2 separate regions of the Mus musculus genome follow, and region 1 is linked to region 2. Evidence: chromatin loops called from intact Hi-C (ENCODE). Cell type or tissue: left cerebral cortex. All regions are shown on one strand. Links, peaks and the distances in the headings refer to the core of each region. The heading gives the core; the rest is flanking DNA.

The links. Peaks named below come from ENCODE experiments on the same cell type or tissue, not always from the same donor. Only the 100,000 strongest peaks of a DNase experiment are listed, where the experiment ranks them.
Region 1: a loop joins it to region 2, with 5 times the contacts of the local background. A loop is called at or near these places in 5 of 42 quality-filtered maps.

What each region holds. Positions count from the first base shown.
Region 1 is chr5:3,886,712-3,902,961 of GRCm38, reverse strand. It overlaps Mterf1a (mitochondrial transcription termination factor 1a), which reads left to right and starts at 9,029. Exons shown (of 2, transcript NM_001013023.2): 1 at 9,029-9,087; 2 at 11,065-12,381. The coding sequence starts at 11,096. The coding sequence ends at 12,235. In left cerebral cortex, for the core only: a CTCF peak has its summit at 8,813; a DNase peak (open chromatin) is centred at 8,846; H3K4me3 peaks cover 753 bases.
Region 2 is chr5:3,638,656-3,654,905 of GRCm38, reverse strand. Gatad1 (GATA zinc finger domain containing 1) reads left to right here and starts at 6,970. Exons shown (of 5, transcript NM_026033.2): 1 at 6,970-7,526; 2 at 7,997-8,122; 3 at 9,966-10,025; 4 at 11,165-11,348; 5 at 13,326-14,945. The coding sequence starts at 7,287. The coding sequence ends at 13,516. LOC108169020 (a long non-coding RNA gene) reads left to right here. Exons shown (of 3, transcript XR_001784765.2): 2 at 455-532; 3 at 639-2,022. In left cerebral cortex, for the core only: CTCF peaks have their summits at 6,881 and 7,844; DNase peaks (open chromatin) are centred at 6,855, 7,789, 10,110 and 10,277; H3K4me3 peaks cover 1,635 bases; H3K27ac peaks cover 914 bases.

The DNA.
Region 1 (16,250 bases), core at 5,076-13,075, 250 kb before region 2:
GTCACAGCCTTACCCATCATAGGGTAACCCTATCGCCACCGGGCCCCATGTCTTAGGTTGGACTGTGCACGAGGAAAGTTGCCCGTCTCTGGATACCACAGTGCTGTGTGACAATAACTGCTAAATGACCTTGGGCAAACTCTGCAAAAGAGGCCAGCCAAAAAATGAATTAGTGGGGAAATCATGATCACTCTATCGCTTGCAATGAGGAAACCTCAGTGATGTGCAAGAGCTGATCAATGATCGTTGAGTCTCTCTCATCTCAGTGCCGTGGAGTGCAAGAGTAGAGAACTCAGATGCCAACTAATTCTTGAGCATGGATAACCAAATTTCAGGGGAGGAGCCGTTTTCAATAGCTAAAAGTGCCTGAGTTATAATCACCTTGTCACGTTTTTGTTGGGTACTGAATTTGCATACCAACCAGAGCATGAACACCAGTCCACAGCATATGGCAGCACCAAACAAAATCACTCCCACCCATTCCTTAAAGTAAGAAAAAGCAGAGGTAAGCCAAGAGGTAAAGTCTCCGAGGGTCACTGGTTCCACTCTGGTCCCATTAAGGTTTAGGATCTGCATCTGCAGCCTCGTCTGCAACCTCTCCAGCTCCTGCGACCAGTTCCCCTTCAGGTAATTTGATAGGTCTGTACTTTTAATAAAATAATTATTAATATACCTATTGGGAGTAATGCATACATGTGATGTGGATGCCACACAACTCATTTGTATGACATCCATCATCTGTTCCATATCATGTTGTAAAATATCCACTCTCTGATTCACTAACATTAACCCTGAGGTGATATGAGAATCCACCCTTTGCAGGGTAAGCAATGCCTCAGACGATTTTTCTGCTATCTGACTTATGGTGTCAGCAGTATTAATTTGATGGGCCATAGCAGTTCCTGCGGTAACTGCTGATGCCGCGAACACCACAATGGCTGTAACAATGGCAGCTGTGATTCCAAAACCTCTCTTTTGCCGAATAAGACTCATTATTGGGAACTTCTCTGAATCTGCCTCAACAGGCACAGGGACAAAGATTGGTAGATGAACCACTAAGGCTAAGAATTTGGTTCCATTCCAGCATTGCGTCAAAAAACAAGTGACATTTGTACAATCTAACCATTCTGGATTATTTTGAAATTCAGCCAATATAAAGAAAAATGGAGGATTGACACAAACTTCTACTGGAGAAGTAGTCATATTTCTGATAATTCTATTAGTTGTCACATTATCTAAATGAGTAGAGGTATTGGAAAGAGTGGCAGAAACATTCAAAACCTCATGAAAGGTTCCAGTCAGCAATGCAAAGGCTGACAGACTGGTACTAGCACCTGCCTCATTGCTTAAAATCCATTGGTAATATGGCCAAATATTTTCTTTCCCTGTAGCATCTCCTTTATCATTCATTACAGCAAAATCTAGTGGGGGTGACAAAACAAAACCCTTTGCTATTTCTTTTCGAGGAAAAATTTTTGATTGACAAGGTGAAAAAACTATAGGAAATGCGAGGTCCAGATGACACCAAGGCATGCTGCGTATAGCAGTAGCATTGCCAACAGGCCATCGTGATCTTTTGGGAATGGTCACCTTTCCCTTTATCATAATAGTGGTGATGTTTATAGGTGAAGTTATATTATTTTCAACATCACCTGAGCCTGATTGTGCTCCTTGAGCAATTTGCGTTAAAGCATTAAACAACACTCCAGAGCTCACCTTATTTTGGCTAATGGGATCTGCCCAATTAGAGATAATCTTTTTCTTTAAAAATATACAGGGTGTAAAAGGTTTATCCACATTATGCACAAAGCATAGTTTATAATTCAAATGAAAACTAGTACTATTATACACCCGTGGCTCTTGAGGAGTTTGTCGTGCACAAGGCGCATCCAAATAACATTCCGTTGCAAAAAATAAAGGCAAGGTAGAAGAATTGGAATGTACCGGGAAAGGTACTGGCCATGATCTTACTATGGCCCACAAAGGTATACTTATCCCGGTCTCAATCATCAGGAGCAGGAGAATCATCTTGGGGTTCATCTTGCTCTTTCATGGTCCCTGTCAGTCGCGTCGGGACCCAAAGTGGATTTTCTTCACCCTGTGGAAAAACACAAATAGCTCCCCGGGATCTGATTAAGATAGGATCCGGGCCATATCATTTATTATCAAGGACATTTTTCCATTTGACCATTTCATTGGGCGATTGAGGCCATTGTCCATGCCTTTCAGTTGGTGATCTTCCAGCATCATCCAATTTTAAAAAATTAAGAGTAAATATTGTAAGGGATAGAGCCATCTTTGGCGTCATAGCCTCTATTCCCCCTTTCTGTTTTTGCAAATATTGTTTCAGAGTGCGATGGGCTCTCTCAATTATGCCTTGGCCCTGTGGATTATAGGGCAATCCAGTAATATGTTTTACTTGCATTTGTTTGCAAAATTGGCTAAATTTAGAAGAAGTATATGCAGGACCATTATCTGTCTTTAACACTAGGGGCTTGCCCCATGCAGCCCAAGCCTCTAAGCAGTGAGATATGACATGAACTGCTTTTTCCCCTGTCAAGGGAGAGGCATGTAGGACACCAGAACTGGTATCGATGGATACATGTACATATTGTAATTTCCCAAAATATGGGATATGCGTGACGTCCATTTGCCAAACATCTAGGGGTCGCAATCCGCGAGGATTAACACCTACGGAAGGTGCATTAACAAATTCTACACATTTACCACACTGTAGGACAATATCTCGGGCTTCTTTTCGTGTGAGCTTAAACTTTTGTAGTAATGTAGAAGCAGGGACATGATAAAGCTGATGAAATTTCTTTGCACTTTCTATAGAACTTTGTAATAGGAAAACCATGTCTCTGGTGGCTGAGTCAGCAATTGCATTTCCCTTAACCATAGGTCCAGGTAATGATGTATGTGCTCTAATATGTTGGATATAAAAGGGATGCTCACGCATCAAAATACAATTTTGTATTTTCACCAAAATTTCAGATACTGGACTAGACTGCTTAAAATTTCCGGCAGTCTCTAATGCTAAAACCGCATTAACTACATAAACAGAATCAGAGATAATATTTATGGGTATAGGAAATCTTTTAAAGACTTCTAAAACCACCAAACATTCTACCAATTGAGGGGCTCCTGGTGTAAATTGCAACCTTACAGCCTTTTCATTGATTACATAACTTCCAACTCCTGTTTTGGATCCATCTGTATAAATATCAATGGCTCCCTTTATAGGGGTATTAGCCGTTATCTTTGGAAATATTACTGGATGTAATAACATAAAATGTAATAACGGATGTTTAGGATAATGATTATCAATTAAACCAGAATAACTGCATCTAAGAATGGCCCATTCATCTATAGTAGCACACAATATTTGCGTTTGTGCGACAGTATAAGGGACAATTATGCTATCAGGCATTTTTCCAAAGTGAGTAATTGAAGTTTTTATCCCTTTGTGGGCCATATTTGCTACCATGGTGGGATAATGATCTATAGTCTTATTAGGGGATATATGTGGATGTATCCATACTAAAGGACCATTTTGCCATAACACAGCAGTTGGCAGATTGATGGTGCGTAATATGCATAGAAACAAAGGTTCTTGCTCATTTATACGAGTTAACTGTGCTGTTTGGATCACTTTTTCCACTTTCCTAAGAACATCAGAAGCCTCAGGTGTTAATTGTCTCAATGAGGTAATATGTGAGTCTCCTTCTAAAATTTGAAATAAAGGTTTTAATTCTGAAGTAGGGATCCTTAAAAAAGGTCTAATCCAATTTATATCTCCTTATAATTTTTGAAAATCATTTAGTGTCTTTAGATGATCTTTTCTAATACTAATCTTTTGTGGGGTGACACATCGTAAAGTAATAGTGGCTCCTAGAAAAATGACTAACATTAGACTGCTGTACCTTTTCTGGTGCAATACTCAAACCATTATTTTTTAAAGTTTCATTAAGCAAGCCATAAGCTTGCTGTATACTTTCCTCTTCAGGTCCACAAATTACAATGTTGTCCATATAGTGACAAAATTTTAAGGAGGGGAAACCATCCCTAACCAGTTGCAAAGCTTTTCCTACATAAAACTGACATATGGTAGGGCTATTTGCCATTCCTTGGGGTAATACCCGCCATTGGTACCTTTTATCAGGTTCCATATGATTAATAAAAGGCAAGGTGAATGCAAATCTAGGTTTATCTTTCTTATTTAATGGAATTGAAAAGAAACAATCCTTAATATCTACTACTATAATTCTCCAATCCTTAGGTAGAGTTGAGAGTAGGGGGAGTCCTTTTTGTACAGGACCCATAACTTGCATTTGTGCATTAATGGCTCTTAGGTCATGTAACAATCTCCATTTACCTGACTTTTCCTTTACAACAAAAATGGGGGTATTCCAGGGTGATTGAGTGGGTTCCACATGCCCCAGGTCTAATTGTTCTTGTACTAATTCTTTAGCTGCTTTTAACTTCTCAGAGGGTAAAGGCCACTGAGGCACCCACACCGCGTCCTCCGTACGCCATGGAATGGGCAAAGGCTCTTCAGTGGCCCCTAGAAAAAACCCAGCCCTTTCTTTTCTGCCTTTACTGTGGCTTTAACTGGTGAAATTCTACCTTGTAAATTTTTTCCAAGACCTAGTCGAGGTATATATCCCATTCCTTTCATCATTTCCTTGATTTTTTGAGAATAGTCACTAGTTAGTATAAAGTTCATAGCTGACAACACATCTCTTCCCCATAAGTTTACAGGTAAAGGGAGTACATAAGGTTGAAAAAGCCCTGTCCTTCCTTCTTTATCTTTCCATTGTAAGGATTTTGCACTTATAGTTGGGGTAGCCTCATATCCTAATCCTTGTAAGCTATGTGACGATTGATTAACAGGCCAAGAAGCAGGCCACCACTTACTAGATATAATGCTTTTATCTGCTCCTGTATCCATTATACCTTGAAAGGGTTTTCCTTCTATTTGTAAAGATATGTACTTTATTTTCAAACATACTCTTTCTACCCTTTGTACACTGCTTTTGCATATTACCTGTTTTCTTATGTTGTTTAGAATAACTCCAACCTTGGGTTTCCAATTTTAAGCTAACTTTCTGTTACAAGCAAAAGGCTGCCTGCCCCTTTAAAAGCTCCATTTGCAATTGGCCCTGAGCAGGGCTTTTTCAGCTGTACTTGTCTCCCAGCCACCGTGCAGCTAACTTGTCAATTTTTGCTGTGCAGACTGTGACTACTTTTTATATTTTTCAACATGAAACACAGAACAACAATCAATCATCCAAGCAAAAACAAACATGAGTTGACAGACATATAGACAATTTGGTGCACCAAAAACAGACAATAGAACACAGATATCCTATCCGAAGCTAAAAATATCTCCATAGGATCCAGAGAGGAAGCAGGACGTCTCCCATTTTCCGTCTGTCCCTAGGAGGGCTCTGAAATAGCTTATTTTCATTTTTTCTCCTTCTTCTAGGAATTCTGCACAGTGGCTGCTTCTAATAGTTACTCCTCTTTCCCTGAGAGCTATCTTTAAGCCTTTGATGAAGGCTGCCTCTTTAGTCAAAGTCCTCGAGAGGAGGGTAAATTGACTTAATTTTTTGTTCTTCATTTTTTATATTACCCTTTATATCTTTATATTATCCTTTGTATCTTTATATTATCCTTTGTATCTTTATATTATCCTTTGTATCTTTATATTTTATATTATCCTTTGTACCTTTATATTTTAGCTTCCTTTCTTTTTCTCTTTTTATATTTCTTAAGTTACTTATTTTTCTGCGCGCATCTTCTTTTTTCTTTCTCTCTGTTTCTGATATGCCTTCCTGGTACTCCTACAAAGTCACTGCCCTTCCTTAACAGCTGGTCCCACACAAACCCAGCAACAATTACCAGACCTACTGCGTAAGAAAGCATATCTCTCAGAGACTTACCTTAATTTCTTTATACTTACCGGTACAACCGTTCCTCAGCTGAAGAGTTCTGAATCCACGCAGTTGAATCCTTCTCAGCAGTTTGTTTTGCAGGAACACTTCATTACCACCGTTCCCCAGCTGAAGAGTTCTGAATCCACGCCAGATCCTTCTCAGCAGTCTGTTTTATGGGAACCTTTATTAACCACTCCTTCCCCACGATGCAGTTCTGAATCCTCCCTGTAGCAGGGGGTCTTCGCTCATGCCTGAAGATGTTTCTTGTCCCAGGTTTTCGGCACCACTTCTTGCGGACTCGACCAGCCAGAACGACACTGCAACAGGATCCTTCTGCACACGTTTATTGGGAGAGCTTGATTGTAGAGGCGAAAAGACCCCGAGCCCAGAACTGGTGCTGCTTATATAGGCCTAGGAGAGGCGTGTCTCACACCCGGATTGGTTATGCACTATGCCTCATTTGCATGTTCCTCATCTGATTGGCTACTCTCTCTCTGTACCTCACAGAGCCTCATTATCATACCTCATTTGCATGTCTCACATCTGATTGGTTATACTCTCAAAGCCTCATTATCATGCCCGGGCCAGGCAGTGTCTTTGCAAAAAACTTTACTGCATATGTATACATTGGTTGTTTGTCCAAACTTATGCGTGGTGGCCAGCAGTAGTCAGTGCCACTCTGCAATGGCACATGTGGCTTCCCACAAAGGCCAAAAAGTGGGAGTGGGTGGGTAGGGGAGTGGGGGTGGGTGGGTATGGGAGGCTTTTGGGATAGCATTGGAAATGTAAATGAGGAAAATACCTAATAAAAATTTTAAAAAAGAAAGCAAGTTGAGCGAGCTATGAGGAACAAGCCAGTAAGCAGCACTCCTCCATGACTCTGCATCAGTTACTGGTTCCAGGTTCCTGTTCTGTCTGAGTTCCTGTCTGAACTTCCTTGGTGATGAACAGTGGTGATGAAGCATAGGCTAAATAAACCCTTTCCTCCCCAGGTTGCTTTGGTTACAGTGTCTCATCACAACAGTAGTAACCCTATGTAAGACAATGACTTCTGTAAAAGTATCTTTATTCACTGATGTAACTGTTCTCTGGAGGCTTACTGCCTCCATCTGCTAAGGGCCTTCTCCTGCAAACTTCTAGCCTCAGAATAGTCTAATCTAGGCTAGGATGTGTTCAGCCTCTGAGACTTATTGATGAATGAGTTCACTCTTTCTAATTCTTTTGGGACTCTGGCTGGCTGACTCAACTTAGCTGTTCTGGCTCAAACTCCCCTTCAAGCTGATTGATTTAATCTGCCTTTTCTCACTTCTGACTGAATGACTCTGCTTGGCCTCAAACTAATTTTAGCAATCTGTTCTAATCTTCTGGCTCCTTCTCATTGTCATTTTACCTATATCTAGTTCTTTTCTCTCTTCAACCTATCTCTATAAAACTCTCCTGGTAAAACTTCCTCCTCCCTCCCTCCATCCTTCCCTCCACATCTCTTCTCTCTCCTGAGAATTGATCATATCCTTATTCTGTCAAATGTTTCTCTGATTCATCATGTTATCTGCCATTCAATAGATATCACATTCAAACATGAGTGCTTCCTTCTACAAACTAACTTTACTTTCATTCTTTGGGATTAATGGTCTATAATAAGGGCATGTTTGTATTCCAGCTAGAGGGATTAACAGTATGTGCTAAGGGCATGCCTGTATTCTGGCTAGAGTAGACATGTTGTTAAATTAAAATCCTTCTACACACCTTGAGTGTAATTACAGGAAGATGTAAGATTTGTATAATTGAAAAAGAGGTAGCAAGAACATTTGTTTATTGAATCCTGGTGCCAATTGATGGTGGTATTTTATGTGTGGGTTCTCTTAGAGGAATGGAGGGCTAATTTCTTCTCACTCTAATTAGGTTTGTTGAGACTTAGACATTAGTGGTAAAGTAAGGGTCTGTGAACTTCTCAAGGAAAATCTAGTGAGGCAGACAGAAAGGGCACAATAATCAATATTACTAATTATATCATTATTATTAGTCTTTGGTTGTAAGAGGCCAGGGGCAATTCTGAAGATAGCATAGACATGGCATTTGAACTACACATTGAGTCTAATTCCCAAGGATTTTAAGTCTAATTTTAGGGAGGGGTTCATCTTGACTTCCCTACTCTCCTCCTTCCAAGTGAAGTCATTTAAAGTCTCAAGCATCATTACATGTCACCATCCTTTCAAAAAACAAATGGTGTTTGCATAGCAACACAACTTTCATACAAAGTTGTCTTGAAAGAAAGAAAGAAAGAAAGACCCTTAAGGAAGATGAGAACCCCAAATCAGCCTCTTGAGAAACATCATCTACCACACTGCTCTTAGTTCTCTTTACCTCTTCTTTGCCCCTCATCTTTCTCTCCCTGCCCTTGGTCTTCCCAACCTCTCCAATATCTCAGCTGCACCTTTTCCTCATTGATATCACTTTCAAGAGGACTAAAGCCATCTCCTGGTGTTCATAAATGAAAATCCATGGGGCAGGCTGAGGAGAGAATATTCAGGCAGAAGCGAGACCATGGGAGTTACGGTCCAGAAGGCAGAGGTTGTCTTGCTTTCCGCAATACTGGTGAAGGTAAGCCACACGTGCACCATAAATAGCTACTGAGTAATCCCAGGCAAGGAATAAGCTGTGATCAGTAGTTTCACTTTCTGGGTAAACTGATTATTAATAATTTAAATTCCCAAATAGAAATCTTTATTCTTACAAACACCAAACCAAACAGAAAAATGCAAAAGAATTTGGGGGAAATAAAAACCAACCAACCTACCAAACAAACAAACAAAAACCCCCAAGGTCTATAAAGCAACCTAAAAGAAAGAGATCAAACTGAACCTGTTCTTTGGTACAGGCAGAATCTCAGCCCCAGCCAGAGGGAAGCCTTGGCGCCGCCCTGTGGTCTCGAACCAGCCCAGAGCCCAGAGTCCCCGCAGCCACAGTCTCAGCCGCCCCCTGCTGGGCTCCCGCGGTCAGGCGGCCGAGGATTTAGGCACAGCGCGCCGGGCTAGTGACGTCACCTCTGCGCCAGGCCGAGGCCGGAAGTCAGCCGTTACTTCCGCACTCCGCTCCCTCCCGGGCGTCCAGAGGCGGAAGTGAAAGGTGTCTACCGGGAGCGTTGGTAGGAGCGCGGATGCAGTGTGCGGGCTGGGGCTGGGGAGCTGCTGGAGCCTTTGCGAGCGGCTTGCGAGTCTCTGCTAGACAGGGCGATGAATGGCTAAAGGCCATTGCAGAACTGCCCGAGGGAAGGCGAGCCTTCGATGTGGGATTACGGCGGTTCTGAGTTTAGACTCATCAAGCCCTCCACACTTCGTACAGCAAAGAGCTCGGCATTGGCTCGGAATTTGTAACTTTAGGGACAGTGCCCACCCTTAGGTTGTTGTATATATAGGGCATTACGAAATAATGTATGTGTAACGTGGGGTTCTGGTATTAAAGTGCGTTTGCGATTCCGCTACCTTCCCCCCATGCGTTGCCGTTTTCTTTTTATTATGACTGAGAAATGTTTAGTTTGCGAGAGGTTGTGCATCTCACAAAAATGATTTGAAGGTGTCTAGCCTGGATCTCTTTATTCTCTACTACATTGGTTGTATTTTTGCCTTTTTCTTTTTCGGATTGGCGGTGTGGTGGTAGAAACATCTGGCCCTTACCTTTTCTGGAAATATCCAAAGTCTCTCATCTTAACGACAAATCCGATGCTGAAGTGTAGTTCTAAAACAAACAAACAAACAAACAAACAAACCAACAAACACTCTCCACTTAAATGCTGCTTCAAAAAATTAGCTGATTGTGGTACCCCAATGCGAATGATTATCAGTTTTCTTTAAAAGCCTGTGAGCTTTCCAACTGTGGGACAGAATAGGACGTATATCTTCCTCCTTGGACCTCACTCATTACAATCATGGAGATTTTTGTGATATTTGCTAAATTTAACATTCCTTTTAGAATGTTGTTTATTTTTAGAGTAAGACTGGAGTCAATTCAATATCTACCTTTGTTTTTTAAATTGCATTATGCTGTATAGTTTCCCGGCTGAACAATCTGTTTTTAAATGAAGAGTGTGTTTATACAAGGCCTTGCAATACAACTAGGATTCAAGAAAATGACCCTTTCTGAAAGAAAAGGCAGTTTAACAATATGTGAGACTTTAAAAAGGTGTGTGTGAGTACAGGCACGTGCACTTGCTGGTGAGTCTGATATAAATGTAGTTAGTACTGGTAGGAGGAAGGGGTGACCAAGAAGGTGATGGGAATATGAGAATAATGAAGACAAACAATAGGACATGCTTCTAATGGAGAATTTAGGTTTATATAAAAGTTATATATGTATATGCATGTGTATGTGACAGGAAAGCAAGGTCAGCTTTGATATGTTTAATGAACCCTTCAGCTAGTGTTCTTGGCAAACTCTTGTCCCAGGTTTAAAACCTAACAACTTTGAACTAGAAAATTAATTCCTCCTTCTTCTTTCTGGGGTTGGGGAATTGAACTCAAGTCCTCATGCGTGCTATGGACGTATGCTGTACCACTGACCTACCTCTGATTTACACCACATTCCCTCAACTATATCATTTTGAAGATGGAAAAGAGTGTAGAATTATTGCATTGTAACCAAGCAAACAATTTGGTAAACTGAGGTAGAGATTGATGTTGATAGGTGTTGTCCAGAGATTTGTGTAAGCATATACATATATATGCTTATATATAATATATAATGTTTATATATAACATATGTTATATAATAGGTAATGTATAAGTTATAGTATGTAATAAACATATAATTTATAACATATAGTTATATATATGTATATATATATATATACATGTGTAATCAATGTGATCCACTTAAAGGATATTATAAATTCAAAAAAGACATTAAAGATGGAAAGTAGACAATCTGAAGTGTGTTTTTTTTTCAGAGCTACATTTAGAGCTTTAGATTAAGGTAGCCAGAAGCAAAGAAATTAGTGTCTGTGGGCAGGAGAGCTGGAGGGCGGGATGCTTTCTCCTGGAAGGCCCCTTGCATTTAAAGGATCTGGATATTGTCATTAGTTAGTCACATAATATTGTATGTTAACATTATATGTTATTTTACACAGCATTTGAAAAACTTTGGGCTACCTGATGATTATGGCATCAAGAAACATCTGGTGTGTGAGAAGAAACTTTCTCTTTGATTTAAGAGACTGGATGCTTCAATATTCAGCAGAAGTTTTCCTCAAGTCGATTTCATTCAGGCCGTTTAGTGCGGAATGCGACAGTAAGGACAAGGAGTCTTTGGAGGAGGAGAGGGAGGACCTGCTGAGCAACTTAGTCACCATGGGCGTTGATATCGACATGGCAAGGAGGCGACAGCCTGGAGTTTTTAACAAGGCTGTTACGAATGAGCAGGAGCTGAAGTTATTCCTTCTGTCCAAGGGAGCTAGTGACAAAGTGATTGGTAGCATCATATCAAGATATCCACGAGCTATAACACGCACTCCTGAAAGTCTTTCAAAACGGTGGGATCTGTGGAGAAAGATTATGGCATCAGACCTTGAAATTGTAAATATTTTGGAGCGTTCTCCTGAATCCTTTTTTCGATCTAATAACAATCTAAACTTAGAGAATAATATAAAGTTCCTTTGCTCTGTTGGATTGACTCATAAATGCCTCTGCAGACTGTTGACCAATGCTCCCAGAACCTTCTCCAACAGTCTGAATTTGAATAAGCAAATGGTTGAATTTTTGCAGGAGACTGGTATGTCCTTAGGTCACAATGATCCCAGAGATTTTGTCAGGAAGATAATTTCTAAAAACCCTTCCATCTTAATTCAGAGCACCAAACGTGTGAAAACTAACATTGAATTTTTACAATCAACTTTCAACTTGAACAAACGGGACCTGCTGCTTCTGATATGTGGCCCAGGAGCTAGAATCTTAGACCTTTCCAATGACTGTACCAAAAAAAATTACACAAACATAAGAGAGAGGCTGCTTTCTCTTGGATGCAGCGAGGAGGAGGTACAGAGGTTTGTCCTAAGCTATCTGAATATGGTCTTCTTGTCAGAGAAAAAGTTTAATGATAAAATAGACTGCCTTATAGAAGAAAAAATCAGTGCTTCACAAATAATTGAAAATCCGAGGATTTTAGACTCCAGCATAAATACTTTAAAAACTCGCATCCGAGAGCTGTCCCATGCTGGGTATGACTTGAGCACATCCAGCATTGCTCTGCTGTCCTGGAGTCAGAGAAGATATGAAGCTAAACTGAAGAGATTATGTGGATAGGACAGTGCAGGAGGAGTCGCAGGCAATCGGACAGGTGTGGCACTGGTTCCAGTTTGGACTTTTAAAACAGGAGAGGTTTGTTTTTGTTTTTTAATTATTTTTTTATTTAAATTTTTTAAATAAAAATTTTAAAATATTTAAGATTACATTTATTTTGTATGTATTTTATGTGTATGTGCATGTGCTTATGTGTGTGCATGCTGAGGCACATGTGGAGGTTGAGGAGAGCTTTTAGGAGTTGGATCTCTTTCTGCTGAGTGGGTTCCAGGACCAACTTAGTCATGAGGCCTGGAAGCAAAGTGTTTTTATCCATTGAGCCTCTTGCTGGCCCAAGAGTTTTGACTTTTCACCGCAGACACATGTATAATGATTCTGTGGGTACTTTGTTTTATAGCACATAAGAACTCCACAGTTAGTGTGCTCACATATAGTCCTAGCTACCCCTTCTTATTTTAAGTTAACATAACAGTCCATTAGATGGTGCAGGCTTTAGCTGCTCTGTAGGAGCAGCAGCAGTTCCTGATTTCTACAGTAGAACAGTGTACGAAGATTTTACAGAATGTGCCTTGTAGTTTCTGTTTGCATTTTAGTAGTAGATTTGGGTGGGAGTGCGGCTTCCTCAGCACGTGGAAGGCCTGGGTCGGATGCCCAGCACAGGAAGGCTGATGGTTATATGTGTTAGTTCTGTCTCTTCTCATTTTCAACCCCAAGATTGTCTCTTATTTCAATATGCTAGTCAATTGTAGTTCAATTTCAGAGTGTAATGCCAGTAAAAATAGTAAAATGTGAGTTTCCATTGTTTTACATTTTACATTTGAATATCTAATATCCTCCCTGACAGAATTAAGCTTGAGTGGATATAAAATTAATGCAAACAAGTCAGTCCTCTATTCAAAGTATAAATGAGCTAAGAAAGAAATTAGGGAAACAAAATTAATTATAAAAATTATGGATCAATTATGTCCTAATCATCCTGTGATTACATGTGTATAGAACTTGATGAGCTGTAGGAGAACTGTAGACAGCAGACTGGCCATACAGCTTTCTAAAGGCAGATACCGGCAAGTCTGGTTGATGATTCAAACAGAAGGAACATTCCATAGATATGAAGAGGTTTTTAGTAGGTTGTTTTACCTATAGGATCTGTTAGCCTCAAGCTGGAGGAAAAGAAATTAATATTCTTATGTACAACTTTATTTTTTTAGTTTAATAGCTGCTTGTTGCTTTTTAACAAAATTATTTCTTTGATTAGTTAATTAACTAATATATATGAGTGCATTATCTTCATATACACTTGCATGCCTCAAGAGGGCATCAGATCACATTATAGATGGTCATGAGCCACTGTGTGGTTACTGAGAATTGAGTTCTGGACCTCTGGAAGAACAGCCAGGGCTCTTAACTGCTGAGCCATCTCTCCCACCCTGAAATACTATGTGCTCATTGGACAGTTCTGAAATGATATAATTTAGAATGTTTTCTTACATTTTTTTACCTCAACTCTTAAAAGACCTGATTGTTATGCCATCTTAATGCCTCAAAATACATACCATTGTCTTCCAGATATGACAATGAAGCAATACCCATAAAACCTCAATAATATGGCTGTCTAAACAAGACCCAAACAATTGCAAAGCTCCTTAATGTGCCAGCATGGATGGGGGAGAGATCATATGGGACCCCACCCCTAGAGGAAGAGCTACAGGGAGTTACTGACTATTGAGAGAGAGATGGTTATTCAGTGCCAAGAGGTCAACTCTAAAAACATACATGCAAGGAACACTACACAGACTCAGTATGCTGTAGTAGTGAATTACTCACATATGTATGTAACAATAATAGTTAAAGAAAAGGAGGCCATGAATTTGAGAGGGAGTGAGCATGGGAGGAGCTAGACAGAGGAGAGAATGGGAGATAATGTCAGGACATTTTGATTAAATAAAAAAAATTAAAAGATATATAGCACTGTCTTTGTACTTACTTAGGTACAATTTCTGGATTGTCCACCCTTGTTTAGCCTGGACATTAAAACTCTATGGCACTTATTGTGTGCCTGTTTACAAAACTCAACATGGACAGTTGTATTTCTGGAATTATTGCAATTAATCCAACCCTGTATTAACCTTTTCCTCCTTTGAAGATGTTCTATTAAAAAAATAACAACAATAAGGATTCCAGTTGTAACATATGAAGTGAGGGGATCAAATTTTGTTGTGAAAATAAATGTTATTTTTAAAGTAGGTCCATTATATGGCAATTTTGATCTCTATATTATTCTGAAGACATAGAAAGTAGCAATCCGTGTGCTTTTGGGCTAAGCCATACCATTTCTGACAGTGACTTTGATGACTTACATATATAGCTATGAGTGATTAGTAAACAACCCTACACAGGAGGATTGGATGTGAGGGAAAATGACCAAGTTGGAGCTGAGAGTGAAGCATCTGCCTTGCAAAGCACCCCATGCTCAAACATGACCTATATAGTCGGAGTTAGCGCAGTTGAATTGAGCCGTGTCTCCATGCTCTGTCTACTCCATGCTCTCATTGAGCTGAACGTTGGTTTACACTCTCCCTGACAAGTGAAGGTTTGTCAGTGGACTGGAATAGACCAGTCACTCACTAGAAGGCTCCATCCCCTCACGCTCTGTGCTCTGTAAGCTGGAATTAGCAGCTCCTCAGGTAAATGTGGCCATGTGCTCCCGGGCTCCTTTATGTTCTTCCTAGAGTCACCCAGCAAGGGATGACTTAGTGATGGCTTGATCACCTAGGACCTTTAAAATCCATCCCTTGACACATACCCCTGCTTGCCTTACCCAGTCTGATACAGATGCCCTCTGAGTTATAGTTGAATTATTCCCCAAACAATGATGTAGTAAGTTGAAAATGCAATTAATCCACCCTAGTGAACCAATGGCTGACTAGGATCTGGGGCTTGCTGCTGTTGCGAGCATCCCGTAGCACAGATTGTCAGCCTAGGAAAAGATCAAGATTCAGACTTCAGGGCCTGGTTGCTGCTGAATGTGTATCAGTTTTGTACCATAAGCTTGAAAATTGCAACTCACACCATTGTACCTTGGGGGTCATTTGTACTTATGGAATCACCATACTCTGAGTTAGCACCATAGCTGAAGTTGTTAGGAGCCTAGAAGAGTTCAGAGGTAGCTTTGATAGCTTTTTATTTGTAAAAGTCACCACATGACTACAGAAATTGAGAAATACAGAAAAATAAACACATGAAAGTATTCATAGTCTCAGTGTCCTGCACAAAACACTTGTTAACATGAAGACATACAGTTCTCTAGCTCTTCTCTGAAATTATGTTACATGGAGAAAACACATACAATTTTCTGGCCAAATTTATTTGAAAATGTGGTGAACACATTTGTTAAGTATCAATTCTGCACCATGGTGTTGAACTGTGTTCTTAGGAATTGTGTTTTAAGAGTTGTTTTATTGCAAGGAACCCACAAATAAAGACCTCACACAGCTAGAGTACTGTAGCCACTGGAAACCAACACTCGCTCATCCCCAACTCTGTGCACTCAGTGACGTTCTCTAGTGTTCTGTGGTCCTTCTGAAGCTGTGGGGCCTTACTTAGGACTTCATACTTTCATTTTCAGTTGCATCTTATGTACTTATCTACCATCAAAAGAAGAAAGTCCACGGTAGTTGAAACTAGAAAAACAGTTAACTTTAAGTCCTCTTGTATGACTTCATCTGCCTTCCATTCTTCCGGATCATCTGACATCTCTTTCCTGTTTCCTCTCTAAATGTTACAATATACGCACACACACATTTGTTTACACATAGATCTGTATACATCCATTTTCCTACAAACTGTGTGATTTCGTTTTCTTTCACGTTGAATAAATTTTGACTTTATGTATGTATCACAAGCTTATCACTATCCATTAATCTGTTGATGAACAACTAGAATTTTATTTGTCCATTCTCTTTAAAACAAGAGGACCCCTTACTCACTGCTGATAGGAATGAAAAGTTAAGAAAGCTAT
Region 2 (16,250 bases), core at 3,874-11,873:
AGAAGGGAATTGCTGTTTAGAATTATGGAGTCAGAGATGAAGTGTTGGCTGGTTCTTAGAATAATAATTGTGTTGAATATGAAGGTTGGGAGGAAGCACAATGCAGGCAAAGAGAACAGTACCCCAAGCAAAGAATGAGACCGGGAAGCAAGAATATCTTACACAGAACGTGGTTCCATGGTGCTCGAGTTACAGCATAGAACATCCAGAAGGCTTGCCTACAGTGGAAGACATATGCTGGCCACTCCCCCAAACCCCCCTGGCCAAAAAGAAGAGTCAGTCCCAACATCACCCTCTGCTCTCTTCCTTTAACCTCAGAATCTCACAGGCCCCTGACACTATCTCTGTCCAGTCCTCGGTGTCTCTATTTCGTTGGTGTAAACAATCAACCTAAGTTAGTTATATGTTTTCCTTCCAAAACACAGTTAATAAGATTTCTTTGTTTACACATCAGGATTGTAACTAATGAATTAACTACAATTTGGTCAAAAGAAATCCTCTCTCTTCTCATCAGCCTCATATCCTACACTGTGTAAGTATTTTTTCAGATGTAGCAGTCGTTTGCATTCTTTATGAACTAACTCATTTAAAACATCTACTCTATGATTTATAGCCTCTGTCACCTTTCCATTTGACAGGTGACTAAACCAAGTAGGACTCACTGCAGATACCACCCGTTTAACAGGTAGGGCACAGATACACATGATCTTCGAATCCTCTGCTGGCCTCTAATCATCAGGCAGCAGAATGTGACCATCCCTTTCGATGCTAGCCTGGGATGTATTTTATACATCTGCTCTCCCCCTTTTTGCCAAGAGTTTTAATTAGTGAACTATGGCAGACATTAAATCATGCTAACTGTAAGTCTTACATACTGACACTAAGAACAACCAAGGGAGTTTCCCGTTAGTGTAAGATTTTAAGGCCTCCAGAGGCCTTTACTTCTGCTTTCACAACTTATGTACACGCAGGACCATCCTAATTCTCTCATCTATCTCATATGTACTAACTTTTCTGTGTGATCCAGTTCAACCCTTCCCTTGGCTCCAGACTGAGCATCTCTCATTGTGTGCTATTGTTTGAATATATTTCCCTAATTCTTATGCTTAAACTTAATTGCTGGTATAGTAGAAAGTATTCTGCAAGGGCAGGATGCGATCAATAATCCTATATAGTTGTGATGCCTAAGAACCAGAACAATGACCAGCATGCTAAGGTGCAAGAGCAGCCCTCACATTTGGGTAGTGTGATTGGACTTAAGACACTCCACAGGAGGGAAATTAGGCTTAGTATTAGAAACCTAGTCAACCACCCAGGTGGGGTGAGGTCTTAAAAGAGATCCTACTACTGCCTATTTTCTAGTCCAGCAAGACTCCTAACTAAATTCTAAAACATCCTTACACACACAAGTGTAGCCATCTTCTCCCATTCAAGAAAGCTCCCCTGTTATTAGACGCGTTCTCACGCCCGGCCAGGAAAGACGCAACAGACCAGAATCTTCTGCGGCAAAACTTTATTGCTTACATCTTCAGGAGCAAGAGTGTAAGAAGCAAGAGAGCGAGAAAACGAAACCCCGTCCCTATTAAGGAGAATTATCCTTCGCCTAGGACGTGTCACTCCCTGATTGGCTGCAGCCCATCGGCCGAGTTGACGTCACGGGGAAGGCAGAGCACATGGAGTGGAGAACCACCCTCGGCACATGCGCAGATTATTTGTTTACCACTTAGAACACAGCTGTCAGCGCCATCTTGTAACGGCGAATGTGGGCGCGGCTCCCAACACTCCCCTTCACAGAAAATGGAGAGTATTACAGGAAACCACGGCTAGACATATTGCAGAAATCCACGACTGTAGGGGGGGTCAGTCCCCACAGGATGCATCTAAAACACAAAACTGCACAAAAGGCTCAGGAAAAATCATGGGAGAGGAGGCAGAAAAATTGTAGGAACCAGAAGGGCGGAAAGTTTAATGTATAAATGTGACTGTGTTTCCTAGAAATGTCTATATAAACTAAGCCTAAACAATGACAATATCAATAGCCATGCTAATATGGAAAGGGGGCGGGAATCTCATGGGTCCAACTCCTAGACAAATATCTACAGGTCATTAATGATATTGAGAGAGAGAGAAAGAATTACCCTTTCCAGGGATGAGCCCCCAAATTGTATATTAAATACAAACTAGTCAGTCCTGAAATCATATAAACAACAGAAACAGACTCAGTAAGTTGAATTTATATGTTTGTGAATATATGTATGCACAATGGTGTTGATATATATATATATATATATATACACACACACACACACACACACACATATATATACAATAATAATAAAAAAGAGGCCATTAATCTGAGAGGGAGGAAGGAGGTATATGGGAGGTGTTGGAAGGAAGAAGCGTAAGGGAGATGTGAAGTAATTATATTCGAATTAAAATATATTTAAAGAAAAAAAGTAAGACTTAGAAAGGAGGGTAAAATCCTAGTGAATGGGATTCAGCAATCAGAACTGTGGGGAAAATGTCTGTTTCTTATAAATACCCCATCTCTGGTAATTTGTTACAGCAGCACAAATTAAGACATGTGTCTGAGATATCTCCTCCTGATTCCTTGTGGAGCCATGCCTGCCCCACCCCACCCCCTTCCCCCAGCCTCATTGTCTTCCTGAAGCATCCCTCAGGGGAGGAGGGGACTAGATAAGAGTCTTCACAAGCTGTCCTCCCTCACCTCTTGATTTGATCCCTGACATCTTTGCCTAGTAATTCCTATCTGTCCTAGAGGCAAATGTTGCTATACTCTTAGGCAGTGATTCTCAACCTTGCTAATGCTGAGACCCTTTAATGCAGTTCCTCATGTCATGGTGACCCCCAAACATAAAATTATTTTTGTTGGTACTCCATTGCTGTAACTTTGCTACTGTTATGAATTATCATGTAAATAGCTGTGTTTTCTGGAAGTCTTAGATGACCCCTGTGAAAGGGTCACTCAACCTCCGAAGGGGCGGATACCTACAGGTTGAGAACCACTGCTCTCAGGTCTCTGCAAGAGAGGTGCTGCTGCATGGGGAAGCTCGTGGTTGAGTTAGAGCCCCTGTGTGCCAAGCACAGCAATGATCGAGCAAGTATTGAGCTGGATAACAGCATCCTCACTGTAGAGGAACTGGGCTCAGAAAGGAGGTACAACTGCCAACTCCTGAATGAAGTGTTGTCCACAATGCACCTTGCGCCCTAATGGCAGAGGGTTTGAGGGTGAAAAATGTGTTTTCCATGTGATACTTTCACCTTTCTTTCTTTGATGTACATGTGCTCATGTGAAGGTATGTGTGTGCATGTTTCTATGTGTGTGATGCACATTTGTGTTGTGGGTACACATGCACAAGCATGCATGTGTGTGCCTATGTTCATCATCGTACACTCACCTACATACATTCACATTTGGAAATGAGAAGCCAACCTGTTTTAATTCCTCGGGAGCTGGCCCCTTATTTTGTAAGGCAGGGTCTTTCTCCGGAATCTGGTTTAGGCTGATGGGCTAGGCTGGATGGTCAGTGAGCCCCGGTGATCCACCCATCACCACCACCCTCTGCATTGTTATTACAAACCTGCACCAATATGCCCAACTTACTGTGGATCCGAGGGTGTCTTAGTCAGGGTTTAGTGCCTTCCAGTTCTATCTTCTCAGCCCCACTCCCCTAGACTGCCAGAGACCCACGCCTGCTCTCCACCTCCAGCTTCCCCAGGACATTTTCACAATCCTCTGCCTTGATCGGAGGGTCTGTGCTTGTCCCATTGTAACTCGTTATTCCAGGTTCAATTGGTATCAAGGGGAGGTCTGCTCTTTTGCTTAGGGAACCGGAAGAGCAATGGATCTGGGGCAGAGGTTGGGGACAGGGAACTGGAAGGAGTGAAGGAGGGAGGCTGAGGATCAGATGTACTGTATGAGAGAAGAATAAATTAAAAGGAAAAAGAAAGAGACATACTGTCTATGAAGTCAGGTGTGAGTAACGGGATATAAACCATAGAAATAAAAACCCAACCTCCAGCTGAGACACTGGGCAATCTACTGGCAGGTCACAGAGTCTGGGCCCTCTACAGAGCTTCATTCTGTTGGGTTTTTTTGTTTGGTTGGTTATTTTGTTTGTTTTTTCGAGACAGTGTTTCACTGTGTAGCCCTGGCCATCCTAGAACTCACTCTGTAGGCCAGGCTGGCCTTGAACTCAGAAATCCACCTGCCTCTGCCTCCCAAGTGCTGGGATTAAAGGCGTGCGCCACCACTACCCAGGGACATCGTTCTTTTATCTGCTGTTAGAACCACTGTGCACATTTATTCCAGGGACTGTGTACTGGCTAGTTTTGTGTCAACTTGACACAGCTGGAGTTATTACAGAGAAAGGAACTTCAGTTGAGGAAATGCCTCCATGAGATCCAACTGTAAGGCATTTCCTCAATTAGTGATCAAGGGGGAGGGCCCCTTGTGGGTGGGACCATTTCTGGGCTGGTAGTCTTGGGTTTTATAAGAGAGCAGGCTGAGCAAGCCAGGAGAAGCAAGGCAATAAAGAACATCCCTCCATGGCTTCTGCATCAGCTCCTGCTTTCTGACCTGCTTGAGTTCCAGTCCTGACTTCCTTTGGTGATGAACAGCAGTATGGAAGTGTAAGCCGAATAAACCCTTTCCTCCCCAACTTGCTTCTTGGTCATGATGTTTGTGCAGGAATAGAAACCCTGACTAAGACAGACTGGCTCTCCCTCTCCCCCTCTCTCTCTTCCCTCTCCCCCCTCTCTCTTATAGTCGATAAAACAACTTATCCCCCTCCCCCTTCCCTTCTCCCTCTTGCTCCAGCCAGGTCTAGGAGCAAGGAGCAAGGCCCATGTTTTTTTTTTTTTTTTTTACTGGTTTCTCATTACAGATGGTTGTGAGCCACCATGTGGTTGCTGGGATTTGAACTCATGACCTCCAGAAAAGCAGTCAGTGCTCTTAACCACTGAGCCATCTCACCAGACCCTCCAAGGACTTTCTAAAATTCTGTACTGGATGCTCAGCATCAACCCTGTGTCTCCAAATCATGTAGATATCCACATCTTATCACTTGTTTCTGAGAAAACACAAGCCATAACTTCACTTTTTAAATGACACAGTTGTGTTAGATGAGGTGGCTCCCACCTGCAGTCTCCACAATTAGGAGGCTGAGGATGGAATCGCTGCTGGCTTGCAGTCTGGACTACATAGTGTGTGTCAGAGCAGCATGGGATGGAGTAAGATCCTGTTTCAAAGAAGTTAAAACGTGGCCAGGGAGATAGTTGAGTCTGTAATGTGCTTGGGGGTCTGAGTTCCCAGCATCTATGTAAAAGGTCACACATGGACGTTAGGACCTGGGGAACTTGGACGGGGGGTTTCTGGGGCTTGCTGGTTAAACCAGTCTAGGTTAATTGGTAAGCTGCAAGTTCAGGAAAAAAACTGTTTAAAAAAAAAAAAGGTAGAAAGTGATTGAGGGAGACCCCTAATGTCCAACCTCTAGCCTCCACACATGTGCTTATCTGCACACACACGCGCATGTGTCCTTAGACACATATACAGGCACATATGATCATGTATACACATGCCACATATAGATAAAACTCCACTGAGCATACAGTTGTTCAATTAAAGAAATATTTATTTACCTGTAACCAGTACTTAGGAATTCCTTCATTCCTTGGGCTAGTTTCCCTGGGAGCTTTAGACTTCAACGAACATAGCCAATGTTCAGGCTTAATTCTCTCAAATAATACACATCTCCTTTCCAGGTGAAAGTGTATTGTATCTGCTTTGCTAATGGTCCTCCCAGAGAACTACTAGTTTTGCAGTGATTTAAATCCAGGTTGAAATGTGTCCAGTTCCTCGAACCAAAGTTCACAGAAAACGATAAATTCTTCCAGCAATCACCCCTAGTTAAAGCAGTGTTCAATGCAGTCTCCAGGAATCTTCTTTGGGAGCCTTTATGCTAATATACTTTATTTTAAACGTTAGGAAGGTATAATGTATTGCTTGTTCTTTATGCAAATAAGTGATGTGAAGCCATATAAGATACAAATATCCCAGCTCTGAACCCAACTGTGTAATACAAAACTGTAACGTTTTAATTATAGTATAACTCATGAGAAATAATTGATAGGAATTCTTCTGCACATTGCTCATTTCTAACCCAACTAACTCATAAACCCCTCACGTTCAGTATTCAGTGCACAGCACTGTTACATTGACCCAGGTAAAATAAATCATTGACTAATAAATTAATCTCATCCAGTCCACACTGGTGTTTCTGCTGTTTTCTGTCTGAATGTTCTTATTATATGAATTTCTTAGACCCTCAATTCTTTTTTTGGGGGGGAGGGGGCTCGAGAGCACTTTATTCTAATGTTAAGTAGTATGCCAAGCAAGAATGTTAAATTAAGTTTCACAGTGTAGGTGCTAATACTGGATCTAGTCTTAGCTGTCTTTCCAGCCCTAACACACCTAGCTTTTTACGTGAGTACTGGGGGTCAAACTCAGGCCATAAGCTTGTGCCAGAAGAACTTTACCATCAGGTCACCTCCCTAGCCTCCAAAGTCAAATTAATTAATTAAGACTTTTAAAAGGGTCTTGATCAATAAGGCTACATTTATCAAATGAAAACACAGGATAAGTATGAGTATCATATAACTACTATTACATGGGCCACTCTCACTAGTCATTTGAAATTCACTTTTAACGGGAAATTTTACATCCATTCCCCCCCCCCAGCCCCCCCCCCCCCCAGCCAGTTGTAAACTCAGAAGAGTGACAGGCAATGGTAAGTCTGGCAGGGCCACTTCCGGCCAGTAGGCGGGGTTTCCGGAGCCCCAAAGCCTAGGTCAGGCACACTGGTTCACTCGGCCCCGCCCCGCCCCGCCCCGGGAGCTCCGCCCATCGCCGGAAGCCCCGGTGGGCGGAGGCAGGGTCGTGGTCGCCCTGGGGACCCCGGCGGCGGCGGCGGCCGCCCCGGATAGCGTCCCCTAGGGCGGAGCTGGCTTTCCCGGGAGGCCGCGCCGAGTATCGGGCCTGCGTGCCCCGCGGGCGGCCCAGCTCCAGGGCTGGGTCCCGGGCTGCGGGAGCCCGCTTCCCGCCTCCAGGGGTCAGCGGTGGCCGCTGGGTCCCGGCGCGGGCGGCCCAGCACCTCCGACCTTGCTCTTCCAGTCGCCGAGGTGGCCGGCCGACCCCTGGGCGGCCCGTGCAGACGGCCGCCATTCCCGTGTCGCTGCGCCCGCGGGGGCCGCCCGAGCCGGCCAGCATGCCGCTGGGCCTGAAGCCCACCTGCAGCATGTGCAAGACTACGTCGTCCTCCATGTGGAAGAAGAGTCCACAGGGCGAGATCCTCTGCCATCACTGCACGGGCCGGGGCGGCGGCGGCGCGGGAGTGGCGGGCGGGACCGGGGGCGGTGGCGGCGGCGGCGGTGGCTTCGGCACCACCACCTTCGCCACCACCTCGGCCGGTCCTTCGCAGAGCAACGGGGGCGGCGGCGGCAAGCAGGTGAGCCCTCGGCCTCTCCCTCCTCGGGAGAAGGGCTTCCTGCCGTAGACCGGGCGGTGCGGGACGCACCGGGGCAGCCGGACGAGGCCATTTGCTTGTAGGTCGAGGACCTCTTGCCCATCAAGTCCTTGTCACGTTAATAAATTAGTAGGTCGCTAAAAATGTCAGCATTAGAATTCTGTTCTGAGATATGCAGGAAACTTGGGGGGGGGCGTAAAATAGATCAGTTCAGCAAACGAATAATAAATAGTTCCTGCCTTGTCCTCCCCCCACTTCTGTCCTCTTCCCGCTTGAAAGCAGCGCCATCTCTTGGGAGGCCCTACAGAGTTTAACATCTCAGCCCTCGGTCTTTTAAGTTTTTTGTTTTTAATTTCTTTTAACAAAGTGTATTATCCTCTGATCTTTGTGAGGTTATTGTATTGGCTTTTCTTCTGCAGTTTTAATTTCCTTTTCTCTAAATTGTGTAACAGAGTAAGCAAGAAATTCACAGAAGGTCGGCCCGGCTCAGAAATACCAAATACAAATCGGCTCCAGCTGCTGAAAAGAAAGTTTCCACGAAAGGAAAAGGGAGAAGACATATTTTTAAGTTAAAAAATGTAAGATGGTTGTGGACATTGTGCTTCCTAATGGGACACTGTGGGTGTGGTGGGCCTTCCCACGGCTGGTGTACCTCTCAGGTGCACTTAGGCCGTATTCTGGAGGGAAGGCAAGGTTTCCCAAAAGACAGCTCTCCTGGAAGAAATTGGCAGTTTTTGACATTAGAAAAGCAGTTTCTCAGTTTTTTTTTCTTCAGCTTTTATTTTTCTCATCTGAAAGATATAAAATATGAATCTAGAGGAATGTTCTATAATTTAGCACAGTGTATCTGTATGCAAAGAGAAATTATGGTTTTTTTTTTATAAATTGGTTAAATTTGTTCATTGACAATTTAATGAAGTTATGACTCTTGATACATAGTTAATTAAGAAAAATTTGTTGCTGGGCAGTGATGGTGTTAACCTTTAATTCCTGTACTCAGAAGGCAGGTACAGGCAGATCTCTTGAGTTTGAAGCCAGCCTGATCTACAAAATGAGTTTTAGAACAGCCATGGCTACACAGAGAAACCCTGTCTTGAAAAACAGAAGGAAAGGAAAAAAAAAAAAAAAAAGAACAAAACTTTTTTATGTCTTTTAAAGAACGAGGCAAATAACATAATTCATCAGTACCTTGTTTGTTATGATAGACCCAGAAAAAAATATCTATTGGTTCATGATGAGTTTGGTGATTATGAATGCAAAACTTTTTCTAAAGCTGATGTATGAAGATTGTTTAATGCCTGCTGTGGTAAGGGTTTTTTGTTTTGTTTTGTTTTATTTGTACATTTGGGACAGTGAAGGATATTGTAGATGTTTTTGTTTATCTCAGCTTGGTTGTTACTTTTGGAACAAAAATACCTCACTTGCCAGTAAACACCTTTCTAAAGTAGGCATACTCATTTGTAAAACGGGCCCAGGAGAAGTGTCATAAAGATAGTAGACTCTTGTTTAAAGATTTATTTGTATTTCTTGTGTCTGAGTGTTTTGCTGCATGTGTGCACCAGGTACCCTCAGAGGCTAGCAGAGGCACTGGCTCCCTAGGTATTGGAGTTACAGACAATTAGAAGCTGCCAGTGAATGCTGCGGGCTGAACCTGGGTCCTCCGAAAGAGCAAGTGCTCTCAAATGCAGAGCCTTCTCCCAGGCCTAATTGTTCCCTCTTAATTTCTTTTTACATGTGTTTTTAATTGTGTACATAAGAGTGCTGGTGCATATGCCGGGTACATTATGTGGAGGTCAGATCAGAGGACAGATTTCAGGAGCCTTGGTTCCCAGTGTCAACTCAGGCTGTTAGGCTTGCGTGGCGAGTTCAGACTGTGTTCTATTCAGTTACTTCATTATCAATTTCTCTGCATATCCATTCTTGGGAGAATGGCACAAAGTCAGGAAAGGCCATTTTTACGTTGTGATAAGCTTTGTGTTGCAGCTCTAAAAAGGGATTTTAATGGTGGTACAATGTGGCAAATTACTAAGAACCCTAAAGAGTTCAGGCTTGCAACAAAATTATATTTATCTGTATATTTTTTATAATTTCCATCTGGCCATGCTCAGTCTTTTAGAGCCACTGTATTTCTATACTTGGACTATTAATGTCTACTGGAGTGCTAGAGAGCTTTGTGTTGTGTTAGCTCCTAGCAGCATAATCAGAAACTTCACCTTTTGTTTTTCTGCGCTTTTAAGTTACTGGTAGCAAAAATTGTGGAAATATTCACCTGCTTCACATTCTGTGTGTGTGTGTGTTGTGTAGTTTCTGTCACCAAATAGTATTTTGTTCTTTTCAAATTAGATAGTTCTCATGTAGATGGTAAAATGGCCATACATACTATATAGGTACTCAAATGTTTTTGCGTCTGTTTTTTTGTAGCCTATCAAAGCGCCTGAATCTGTTTCTACCATAGTCACTGCAGAGTCAATCTTCTACAAGGTAAGCCTCTGGAGTCACTTCGAAAGGGCAGCTGGGCCTTGAACTCAGAGATCTGGGATTAAAGGCATGCACCACCACTGCCGATTTATGGAAGTTTTACATGTCATAAAGATGAACTATTACGAATATTCAAAAGTGAGATTTTTCCATCTCGGGATCCAGGGAGGAGGACCTGGGATGGATATCAGAAGCATAGGGAGAAACAGTACTGGAATCAGACAGCTTAGTTAATTTGATATAAATAGAACAAGAATGAGTATGTCATTCTGTTGTTGAGAAGATGTAAAGCAGAAGACCGGGGAGGAGACGGTTGTCAAGGAGTCTGGGAAATGTGGTAACATCCTGAATGCTGCCTATAATAGAAAAAGGTTTCAATGTTTCTTTTGAACTTACCATATCTATTCTCTTTGAATAAACAACTGGAAAAGGGCAGTGTTTAGAATCTAGTCTCACCAAGCACATGCTGGTTTTTTTATTTTTATTTCTAAGGTGGTATATAGTGAGACCACTGAGGCAGTTACTGTAGGTGTGTAGTTTAGAGTTGCTTCCTTGTGTGGACCTGAGCAACACGTCATTTAACTTTCTCCAGCTTAATGGCTGTTAACACAAAGTAGGGACAGTGTAGAGGGTTTTTAGGCCAGTGGACCTACTGGGTGATCTGATCACCGTGGATCCATGGTGTACATGCCCCAAGCCCCCAGATTATAGAGCACCAAGATTACTCAGTTAATTGATGATGCTTGAGTCATCATGATGTGGCGTGTAGGTTCAGCAGTCACCGTGAGTGTTTGACTCTGACAGTGGGAGACGCGGATAGGAGAGGATGCTGTATATGTGCCAGGTAAAGGAACTAAGGAAAATCCCGTCTACTTCCCATGATCTTATTGTGAATTCAAAACTATTCTTAAAAATGAAGTCTTTTCTTTTAAAGGTAGAGATAGTACTTTCATGATATAAAAAAATCTTTTCTCCAGTTGTAAATTGTCATATATTGGTATTATGTAATTGTTCTTCATTCAGAAGGGAAACAAACAACATTGATATTCAGACTTTTTTTTTTTTTACTATTTTGAAATTTTGCTTGCTGATGAATGTAGGCTGTTACTATTTTAAATACAAGATTGTCCTGTTTCCCCCAGGGAGTATATTACCAAATTGGTGACGTTGTTTCTGTGATTGATGAGCAAGATGGGAAGCCGTACTATGCTCAGATCAGGGGCTTTATTCAGGACCAGTACTGTGAGAAGAGTGCCGCGCTGACATGGCTCATTCCTACCCTCGCCAGTCCCAGAGACCAGTTTGATCCTGCATCATATATAATAGGTGAAGCCCAGCATCTTAGATTTACTTCATTCTTCAGTGCATTATGAATGAATGTGCCAGTCTGTGTGAGCTGTCAAAGAGCAAAGTGTCAGAGACTGGGGGCTTGAGCAATAGACTGTTCTCAAGGTCGGAAGTCAGATCTGGGTGCTGTGACGATGGCCATGTGTGAGGGCTTGCTTCCTGGCTTACAGATGGCTGGGTTTTTGCTGTGTCTCCCATGGTCTTTTTTTCTCTGTGTGCACACTGAAAGAGAGTACTCCATTGTCTCTTATAAGGACACCAGTCTCACCATTTAGGGGTCCACTATGTTTTTCAATTAAAATGCAATTATATTTTCTCCTTTTCTTCCTGTGATCCTCTTTGTGTACCCTACCCCATTCTTTTCCAAATTTATGGTTCCACTTCTTTTATTGTTAATTGTTTTATTATTGTATATATTACTGTATATTCTTAAATATGTAAATACAAGTTACTGCGTCCATTTAATGTTACTTTATGCATACAATTTCAGGGTTGACCACTTGGTAATAGATAACCAGCTTGGGGATAGGGGCCTTCTTAGTTACTGTTCTGTTGCGATCAGAAAACACCATGACCAATTTCCTCTCAGTGTTTCTTAGTTGCCTGTAGTTCTTTATCTGAAATTGAGGGAGCCCACTCTTTTGCTTTTATTTGACCATGATTACCTGCCTAATGGTCCCTTTCCCAGCACATAACATAAAATATAGACCATCCGTATGTGAAGTGAGGCTAGAACAAAGTTCAATCCAGAATAGAAAAAGACATAAATATCATTATGTACAAAAAAAGCAAAAAGCATTGTAGGAAATAGACATTTTATATAGTTGATATTTGAATGCCATTTGTTACTATGGGCTAGAACAGTGTATGCCCACTAACATGATATGGGTAAGAAATGTTTGCGTGTCCCAAGCCTAAACTGTATGACAAGAATCACATAGGAACCTAGGTTATATAGGGGACCTATTCAATTTTCAAAAACAATTTCTAAAAGAACTTTCATAATTATTTCTATAAAAACCTTTCTCAGTATACATCCTTCTACACAGCATACGCGATATCTTAGTCTAAAAAAAATCACTGTTGATGGTTGAAATGGCATACTGTACTCATTTCACTGTTGATGGTTGAAATGGCATACTGTACTCATTTCAAGGCATTCAAAAGACTGAGTACAACTAGTTCTTGACAGACTCGTAAAAATGACTGGCCTAGTGTCATTTTGAAAGTTCAGTTATTTTGTACTGTCATTCTTTCTGAATTGGGCATGCGTTTGTTTTGCATCAAAAAGGAAGTGGCATTTCTTCTTAGTGATAACCCTAAAGATAGCCAATATCCCATGTTATTCTCACTCACTGTCAAGCTTGTTGTATGACCAGATGACTGTCTTGTGTCTACAAGTCTGGAACACCAGAGGCCATGATGCTCTGAATGATTTCTAGGCTCCCCTCTCCCGTTTCATGGTCCTCAGTGTGGATGCTTCCCTGACTAGATGGTGTGCCAGCCGGAGCTCAAGCTCTGGACCAGACTACTGGTTTCATAGCCCCTCCACTTGCCTGCTAATTAAGGAACTTCACCAGGCCTTAATCTGTCTTTCCTCAGCGTGCCTGTATGTGCTATTGGAAGAAATAGAGCCCCATGCGGAAGTTGTGAGGACTCCAAGTGTGGGTGTATGTACAGTTCTTAGAACAGTACAGGCACTTCCTAAACGACACGAATACTCAATATCTTAGGATCCTTTCTTAGTTGAGCACTCTGTGGGAGGATGCTGAATGCCTTAATCAGTTGAAGTAGAGTAAATAATGGAGTGTGATTTCAGAGTAGTGCATGTTCCGAGGTAACAGCAGCTAGGTCATCTAAGAGTGCTGCTGCTGAAGTGTCTAAGATTGCTAACATTTTACAAAGAAGATACCTGTGTTCAAAACTGTACTTAACATTTCCCTGGCTGCCCCTTAGGGCCAGAGGAAGATCTTCCAAGGAAGATGGAGTACCTGGAATTTGTCTGCCACGCGCCTTCTGAGTATTTCAAGTCAAGGTCCTCACCATTTCCCACGGTTCCCACCCGACCGGAGAAGGGCTACATATGGACTCACGTTGGACCTACTCCTGCGATAACTATTAAGGAAACAGTTGCCAACCACTTGTAGTTACAAAACCAAACCTGGGACATACTTACTTCGCAGGTATAAAGCCTCAGTTTTAACCCTAGAACACACACATCCCAAAATAAAGCCAGGTTTCCAGTTTCCTTCTATTTATAATATAACAAGATATGCCACACTCATTTCTCTTTATAAACCTTTTTCTCTAAGTTCTTGAGATAGGGTCTCATGTATAGCCCAGGTTCAGGTTGGCTTGGCCTTGAGATCCCTGCCTCGTCTGCCTTGTGTGACAGGTGTGTTATGTAGGTAGTTAACGCCAGAACTTCTTCATGAAGTTCTTACCTGGAAACAGGACTTGAGAAAAATGTTACCTACTACCCAGTAGTTGTATTACCTGCTTAGTGCCTGTTGCTTAGAAAATCACAGGGTGAAAAAAGAATGAATTGAAGTGAAATAATAAATTTAATATGTATTTTCCCAGGCAAAGTGGCAGATTCCAGGGAAATCATTATAAACATGTAGTGTCTATTTTTCTTTATAATTTATTTCTATGAACTCATAAAATGAATTACATTTTTATTGGTGTAAAACACTAAGTTTTAGATTTCTCTCTTTTATTCTCTCTCTTCTCTCTGCCTCTGTCTCTCTCTACTTTTCTTTTCTGTTTTTTTTTTTTTTTTTTTTTTTAACCTAGAATCTCACTCTGTACTCCTGGCTGTCCTACTCATTCTGTAGACCAGACTGGCATTGAACTCAAGAGATCTGCTTGCTTCTGCTTCCCAAGTACTGGGACTAAAGGTGTGCGCCGCCATGCCAGGCTTAAGTTTTAGATTTCTGATCAAGAACTAAACCAAAATGTGAGCAGTATGTCTTACAAAGCCACAGTCTTCTCTCTCGAAGCAGACCTTGGCTGCTTTAGTCCTGTAGAAAGCAGCTGCTGGGTGATGGGTTAGCTCTGGCTCTTCACACTGATCTCACACCAGAGCGGTCAGCCACTTCTGTAGACCTGCCTTTGCCTGTCAGCATCAGCTGCTTCAGCCAGATCTTTGATCTGCATGCAGCATCCCCTCCTCTTACTGAGGCAGCAGCCTCTGTGAGAGTGGCCTGACGATTGCTAAGGCAGGGACTGAAAGGTCATTAGTTTTGATAGTCAAAAAACTCAAACCCAGACCATGTGCTGGAAATTTGGATGGTGTGCTTTGGTTGTATGATGGGGGAGTGGGCAGGTACCCACTTGCTGCCTCTGTCCTCATCTATCCAGACAGACCGTTTTAACTATAGGAATTTATGAGAATTTGACTTGATCTTAATGATTTTCATCAAAACTCTTTTACCCTTTTTCTTTAGTCCCAAAGTTGGAAAAAAGCACCTTCGTGCTTACATAAGGTATAATAAAGTTCATTGGAAATACTATTGAAAATGATTTTCTAAATGCTAATATTCCAGTTTTTGATTAAAAAATATTTCTACAGTGGGTTTATTTTGGATTTTTAAATACTTAAAAAGGAAATGGGATGCTTCCCCCAAGATGGTATGAAATAGAAATATCCATCTTTTGGTTACATGGCTCATCGTACAGTGAAGAGTCACACAGTGCTACCGAGGGGCACAGGCTTTAAATTAACCGGTTGACCTTTAGGGGAGATTTGCTGTCCTCAAGGCACAGCATATTTCCCGTGTGCTGTGGGAGGCTGTGCTGCTCGGGTTTCTGTTTTAGGCTGGAGGACAGTTTTTTTAGAGTTTAGAAAGAGAAACTGCATATTAGTTCCCTATCAGATTTAGGATAGGTAAAGATCCTTTCCCAATTTGTTGGTGGCCTTTTTGTCTTATTGACAGTGTTTTTTGCCTTCCAGAAGCTTTGCAATTTTATGAGGTCCCATTTGTCAATTCTTGATCTTACAGCACAAGCCATTGATGTTCTGTTTAGGAATTTTTCCCCTGTGCCCTATCTTTGAGGCTTTCTCCCAATTTCTCCTCTATTAATTTCAGTGTCTCTGGTCTTATGTGGAGGTCTTTGATCCACTTAGACTTGAGCTTTGTACAAGGAGATAAGAATGGATCAATTCGCATTCTTCTACATGATAACCGCCAGTTGTGCCAGCACTATTTGTTGAAAATGCTGTCTTTTTTTTTTCCACTGGATGGTTTTAGCTCCCTTGTCAAAGATCAAGTGACCATAGGTGTGTGGGTTCATCTCTGGGTCTTCAATTCTGTTCCATTGGTCTACCTGTCTGTCACTGTACCAGTACCATGCAGTTTTTATCACAATTGCTCTGTAGTACAGCTTAATGTCAGGCATGGTGATTCCACCAGAGGTTCTTTTATTGTTGAGAATAGTTTTTGCTATCCTAGGTTTTTCATTTTTCCAGATGAATTTGCAAATTGCCCTTTCTATCTCAGTGAAGAATTGAGTTGGAATTTTGATGGGGATTGCTTTGAATCTGTAGATTGCTTTTGGCAGGATAGCCATTTTTACTATATTGATCCTGCCGATCCATGAGCATGGGAGATCTTTCCATCTTCTGAGATCTTCAATTTCTGAGCTCAAGAGGCTGGACTCCAGAAATTCAAATAACCCCATTAAAAATGGGGTTCAGAGCTAAACAAAGAATTCTCAACAGAGGAATACCGAATGACTGAGAAGCCCCTGAAAAAATGTTCAACATCCTTAATCATCAGGGAAATGCAAATCAAAACAATCCTGAGATTCCATCTCACACCAGTCAGAATGGCTAAGATCAAAAATTCAGGTGACAGCAGATACTGGTGAGGATGTGGA